2 separate regions of the Mus musculus genome follow, and region 1 is linked to region 2. The links are chromatin contacts, found by POLR2A ChIA-PET in ENCODE. All regions are on one chromosome and are shown on one strand. The core of a region is the stretch at or near the end of the contact, and the rest is flanking DNA. Distances in the headings are between cores, read along the strand shown.

What was found. ChIA-PET counts read pairs that join two places held with the same protein, here RNA polymerase II (POLR2A).
Region 1: POLR2A ChIA-PET joins it to region 2 with 11 read pairs in Patski. The contact joins the promoter of Zfp948 here to the promoter of Zfp53 in region 2. POLR2A ChIA-PET finds 5 or more read pairs at or near these places in 3 of 5 experiments (Patski and embryonic stem cell).

The regions. Positions count from the first base shown.
Region 1 is chr17:21,565,641-21,568,437 of GRCm38, forward strand. It overlaps Zfp948 (zinc finger protein 948), which reads left to right and starts at 1,338. Exons shown (of 6, transcript NM_001002008.2): 1 at 1,338-1,605.
Region 2 is chr17:21,487,526-21,490,611 of GRCm38, forward strand. It overlaps Zfp53 (zinc finger protein 53), which reads left to right and starts at 1,463. Exons shown (of 5, transcript NM_013843.3): 1 at 1,463-1,740.

The DNA of each region.
Region 1 (2,797 bases), core at 88-2,587, 78 kb after region 2:
CCTGCCTCTGCCTCCCGAGTGCTAGGATCAAAGGTGTGCGCCACCACACCCGGCTTAGCACCAGCTTTTAAACACAGGTACACACAGAGAAACTCTGTCTATAATGAATGGATGAATAAATACCCCCCCCCCTTTTCTATTATTAGATATATCACAAACACAGACACACACACATGACAGCATTGTGTGTTTCTGTGCCCACTTCAAATACTGCCACTCTCACCTCCTACCTCTTCACTATGGTCCACAGTTCCAACAGTCACTCTACTGTGTTCATCTCCATTCATTTTTGCCTGGGATCACTGAGATGAACCAGAGTCATTTGTGAGACCTTGCTGGAGTCTGATGTGCTCAGTATAGGATGACAACTAAAGGCAGTGATTCTTCTACACTCTATCCATAGCCAACATATAGAGAGCTGTTCCACTTCCTAGACTGACTGTGGTCTTGTGTGAGGCCAGTGCAGGGAAGGACAGTTGCTGTTGGTTACTGATTACAATAGTTGTATGGGATCTAGAGGATGGTGTGTCTTAGCCCTTTTCCCTCTTTCCCTTATTTCCTAACCTACTCTTCTTCCTCAGTGTTCCCAGAGCTGGAGTTGTTATAGAGTAACAGACTTTTTTATGACTAGAACCACGTACTTTACTTTTTTTTTTTTTTTTTTTTTTTTGCGACTGGGCTAGCCAAGAGTCTGCATCCACCAGAAATCTGTCATGAGAAAAGAGCCTCGTGAATGACTCACAGAAGACAAATGCCTTTCTGAGTTAGTAAAATGACATCTAGTGGTGAAAGCAGTACAGTGCGGGATGACTTCAGCCCTATGCTGATGACAAAACGATGACTACTGACTTCTTTAGACACCTTTCTTTTTTTTTTTCAAAATCCAAGTTCTTTGAATGTCTGTACCATAGTCAAATTTTCAGAATTTGGTATTGGCTTCCTATGTTTGTGTGTTGGGAATGGGACTCTGGCTTCTCAAGTTAGCCTGTTATTGTTTGGTATGAAGTATGTGTCCTAGAGGCTAGTTTTAGGCTATTTTGCATCTAAAGGATTCAGTACCCAGGATGGGGATCAGATACCGGGGTGCAGCGTCCTATTAGGCCCAGTTCTGGTCTAGGCAGACAGTGGCCACTGGGAGGCTGTGCATAGCGGGTCCGAAGCAGCCTGACAGCTGGAGCTGTATGGCAGGAAGCCTGAGACAAAGTGGGAGGGACGTGTTCGCGGGGCAGGGATATTCACCCAGAAACATGGTGGAAGGTTGTTAGACATTAGGTGGGGGTGGAAAACATAGTGTTCCGAGTGGGAGGAGTATTCCCAGTGGGAGGAGTTAGGGCAGTGACGTGAACGGAAGCTGGAAACTGGGTGTGGGAGGCTGGAAACGTGGGACGAAGAACCAGAAGTGTCAAGGACCTGTCAGGTCCAGAGCTCGCGGCCCTGCCCCGTGGGGAATCGCGTGGTTCAGACCTGGGGTCAGAGGACACAGAGGACTTCGTGGGAAGCTAAAACTCCAGGCAGCCGCGGGTGCCTTGCGGGGCATCCTGGAGGAATCAGCAATCAGTCGCAAAGCGGCGAGAACCGGAGCCAGGCGGCCCTGGAACCGCCCAGGTCAGAGGAGCTGTGGGGTTGGAAAAGGGCGGGAAGGGAACAGGGTGTGATCGGTTTGTCTTCTGCTTCTAAGGAACCTGGCTCGGGAATTCTGCTGTAGATGTCTTTCTTCCCTTGTCGAGAACTTTTAGCTCACATAAATCGGACTAATCCTGTTTTTTTTTTTTTTTTTTTTTAAATTGACTTCTGAATGCCAAATGTTCCTATTAGAATACTGTAGTAGAATATTTGAATTTATGTATTGATTTTTGAAAACCAATTCTGTTTGTTCAGGTTAAAAGGAAAAAGCTCTTGAAATTTACATTCATTCACTCTAACTGGCCTGTTTTACCAGGAGACTTACAGTGACTTGGCATCCCCGGATATCTTTTAGATACTATATATAAAGGAGTGGTTGCAAATAATCTGAAAGAATATTTTATTTTTGCAAATTACATAGGTATGGTTGTGAACATTAACATTTATAAGTAAACTTTTATTTCTCATTATTAATTTATTTACTTTACACTTCTATCGCAAACACCACCCCTCCCCCCACTTCCTCTCCTCCCAGTCCATTCCTCCTGCTTCTCCTCCACCAATTTCCTCCTCCATTTCTCCTCAGAGAAGGGGAGGAGTCCAGTGGCTCAGCCAGTCTAGTTGCAGTAGGACTAGGCTTATCTACCATTGAGGCTAGACAAGACTGCCCAGTTGGAAAAGGAATCCAAAGGCAGACAACAGAGTCAGAGACAGGCTCTGCTCCAGTTGTTACAGGGCCCACATGACAACTAAGCTGCACATCTGTTACAGTTCACAGTTAGAAAGGACATTATAAGCACAAATCTTTAATCCCTATCTTGGGAAACAGGCAGGTAGGTCTAGAAGATCCTTGTCATCCTGGTATACAGACATGGTTTAAGGACAGTCAGGGCTATGGAGAAATCCCGTCTATTGGAAACGGGAGAAGAAAAATGAAAACACGAATGAAACGTATTGTTGTAAACTATAAAACTATAAAGCGTCTTTTGAAAAATTAACTCTTCTATATTAGAAAAATGTCAATAGTAGTCTTTTGTCTCCTTTCTAGTAAAGGACTCTATGGACATACAACCAAACTGTAATTTTTTAGTTCTTTTGTTTGCTGTGTTTGATCCCTGAGCCCATTCTGTTGCTACATCTGGACTAAACTCACCTTGTAGACCAGGCTGGAGTG
Region 2 (3,086 bases), core at 213-2,712:
GCACCTTATTGTATCTGAATTACAGTGACTTAACACTAGTATAAAACAAAATTTACTTGACTATGCTGATGTCAGATTGGAATTTTTTTTTTTTACAAATATAAACCTAATGTGAGTCCATGAAGTAGCATTGTTCTGTAATTGCCTTCCTTATATGTAGGTATTCATTCATATTACATCCTTCATTTTCTTCTCAGTGGAGGATACACTGATACCCTTCTGGTAAATGATCTCAGGAGTCATTGTAGAGAGTTGACTTGAGAATAACTGTAAAAGGAAAGTTAAGAAACACAACAGTGTGTGGAACTCAGACAATGGAGGAAAGAAATAAGCAATAGCTGTCCACTGCAGACCTGCCTCAAATCATCTAGAAACTCTGACATCTGGCAGAATATTTGCTTTACATCAATAACTTTTGAAGAATCTAGTGATTCTATCTCTCTCTCTCTCTCTCTCTCTCTCTCTCTTTTTCCCCCCACCCCCCGGAAAGAAAGAAAAGGCCTTTGATGTTTTAAATGGAGCCTTTAATATTACAAAGTCTGGGTCATCAAAACAGTAATCTTCATTATGGTACATTAGTTTACCCAAGTATTGTGAATCTGAGTGCATTAAATTCTTCTTCATCAATTTCTGAGAAAAAATATTTAAAAACAGAAACATGTACTCTGAGTTGCACCCTAAAGCTGATTACTGATTTCTCAATTATTTGTTTCATCTTGGTTTTTCTGAAAATCCATGCAATTATAGTATAAGAAAATGTTAACTCCCCAGAGGTCTACTTACAAATCACAACTGTGTAAGTAATGGAAACATAAAGTTAAGAAACTTGCAAAAGCTTTTAATGAAGTTTAAATCTTAAAACACCGCAATTTATATTAAACTAAAATTATGCAAAGGTAACTGGGGACCACTGATGTGGTTCATAGACATCATAGGCGGGTAGGACTTTTCAATGGCTTCTTCCTTTAAGCTGTTTATCAGGTAGGATTTTTCTTTATTTTAAAACGAAGACTATGTTCCACGTTCCTGAAAAGTCTCTCCCCAAATCAAAATTGCAGTATATGGTTTTGAGTTCTCACGTTTGCATTTTAATAGATGGCATTCTGGCATCTGAATTTAGCCTGTTTTGCTCTTTGGTATATATTATATGGCCCAGAGGCTCATAGTCCAATGGGGGTGTTAGGATGCCTATTTTGTATCTGACGGGTTCAGAACTCACTATGGGGGTCAGATACCGGGATGCTGCGTCATATCAGATCCAGTTCTGGTCCAGGCTCGCAACAAGCAGGTGGGAAGACCGTGCAGATCAAGGCCAGGTCAGCCTTACAGCTGGATCTGTGGGAGGAAGCCTGAGACCGAGTGGGAGGGACTGATTTCCGTGGGGCGGAGCCACTCACCCGGAAGCAGAGGATGGGAGGATGTTACACATTGGCTGGGTGTAGAGGAAGGGTGTGGAGTGGGCGAGTTTAGAGGAGTGACCAGCAGGGATACTGAGATGCAATGTGTGTGAGCCTAAGGAATTGAGGCTAAATAGTCAGAGCCTAAAGTGTTAAGAACGCGTTTCCGGCCTAGGGTCTGCACTGTGTGGAGTCGCGTGGTGCAGACTTGCCTGCAGAGCACACGGCCGGGGTCTCGCGGGACCCGTGAACCCCCAAAGCTACAGGTGCCAGGCGGGGCGTCCTGGGAGAGTCAGCAGCGCCGCGGCGGGAACAGCAGCCTGGCGGCCCTGGAACCTTCCAGGTCAGAGGAGCTGCGGGGCTGCAGAACGGGCGGGAGTGGAGCAGAGCATGATCAATGTCTCCGCAACTCATAAAGATGACAGCTCTCAAAACTGTGCTGTTGGATGTCTTACCCTCGTCGATACATTTTTCAATAATATTGACTGAATAGTGCTATTTTTAATTGATCTTCTACCCTCCACATATTCTCCTACGAATAACCTAGTAGAACATTTAAATTTATCGGTTGATATTTGCAAACGCGGTTCTCTTTGCTATGGTGGAAAGGACAAAGCTCTTGAGATTTTCGATTATCCATACTAACTTCCGTGTGCTACCACTTCCTTATTCAAGAGAGTGGCATATGGACCTAGGGACTATGATTCCATGAAAGCTTCTAGATATTAGTCATGAAAGGAACACCTGCAAATTTAATTAAGAGTACAATTTGTTGTGAGTTCCACAGGTATGGATGTAAACATTAACTTTTAAAAGTCAACGTTTTATCCACCATTAATTTTTCATCTAAAACTCTGTGTATTCACTCTGTGATGTAAATATAGCGTTGTGAAAAGGGTGCCGCCAGGCTTGGTGACACTCATCTTTTATCTCAGCAGTCAGGAGACAAAGACAGATGGATCTCACTGAGTTTGTAGGCCAACCTGATCTACATCGTGAGTTCCAGGACTACCACAGCTACATTGTGAGACCCTGTCTCCAAAAACTTAAATATAAATACAACAACAAGACAAACAAGGGGAAGGAAGAAGGAAGGATGGATAAGAGGGAGGGAAGGAGAGAAAAAAAGTAAGGAAGGCAGGCAAGTCAGACAAAAAAAATTTTTTTTTGTCTTCTTCTGAGTTCTTAATGTTGCAAATTAGAGCCTGGAAAATCACAGTATGCTGTTTGAGGGAATCAGGCTACAGGGTTTTCACAGTTAGACAGCATTTGGTGGTGGTACACACCTATATTCCCAACACTCCAGAGGCAGAGGCAGGTGGAGTTCTTTGCCAGCCTGGTCTACAGAATGAGTTTAAGGAAACCCAAGGCTGCACAGAGAAACCCAGTTTTGCAGCAAAAAGAAAGAGACAGAGAGAATGAAACAAAATTAAAAGGCATTAATTATAGTATATGACAATATTAGAAATAATCTTGTGAATAATTATAACTCATCTACATCAGAAAATATCTGCAATCTTGTTTTGTTAATGGTTCAAGAAAAGCATTCTGCCCATGGACACATGACTAAACTGTTATGGAAAAGTCACCATTGTAGACCAGGCTGGACTGGAATTCATAGATTTCTACCCACCTCTATTTCCTCAGTGCTCACATTAAAGTTGTGCACCAGCAGGAATGTTCAAACTG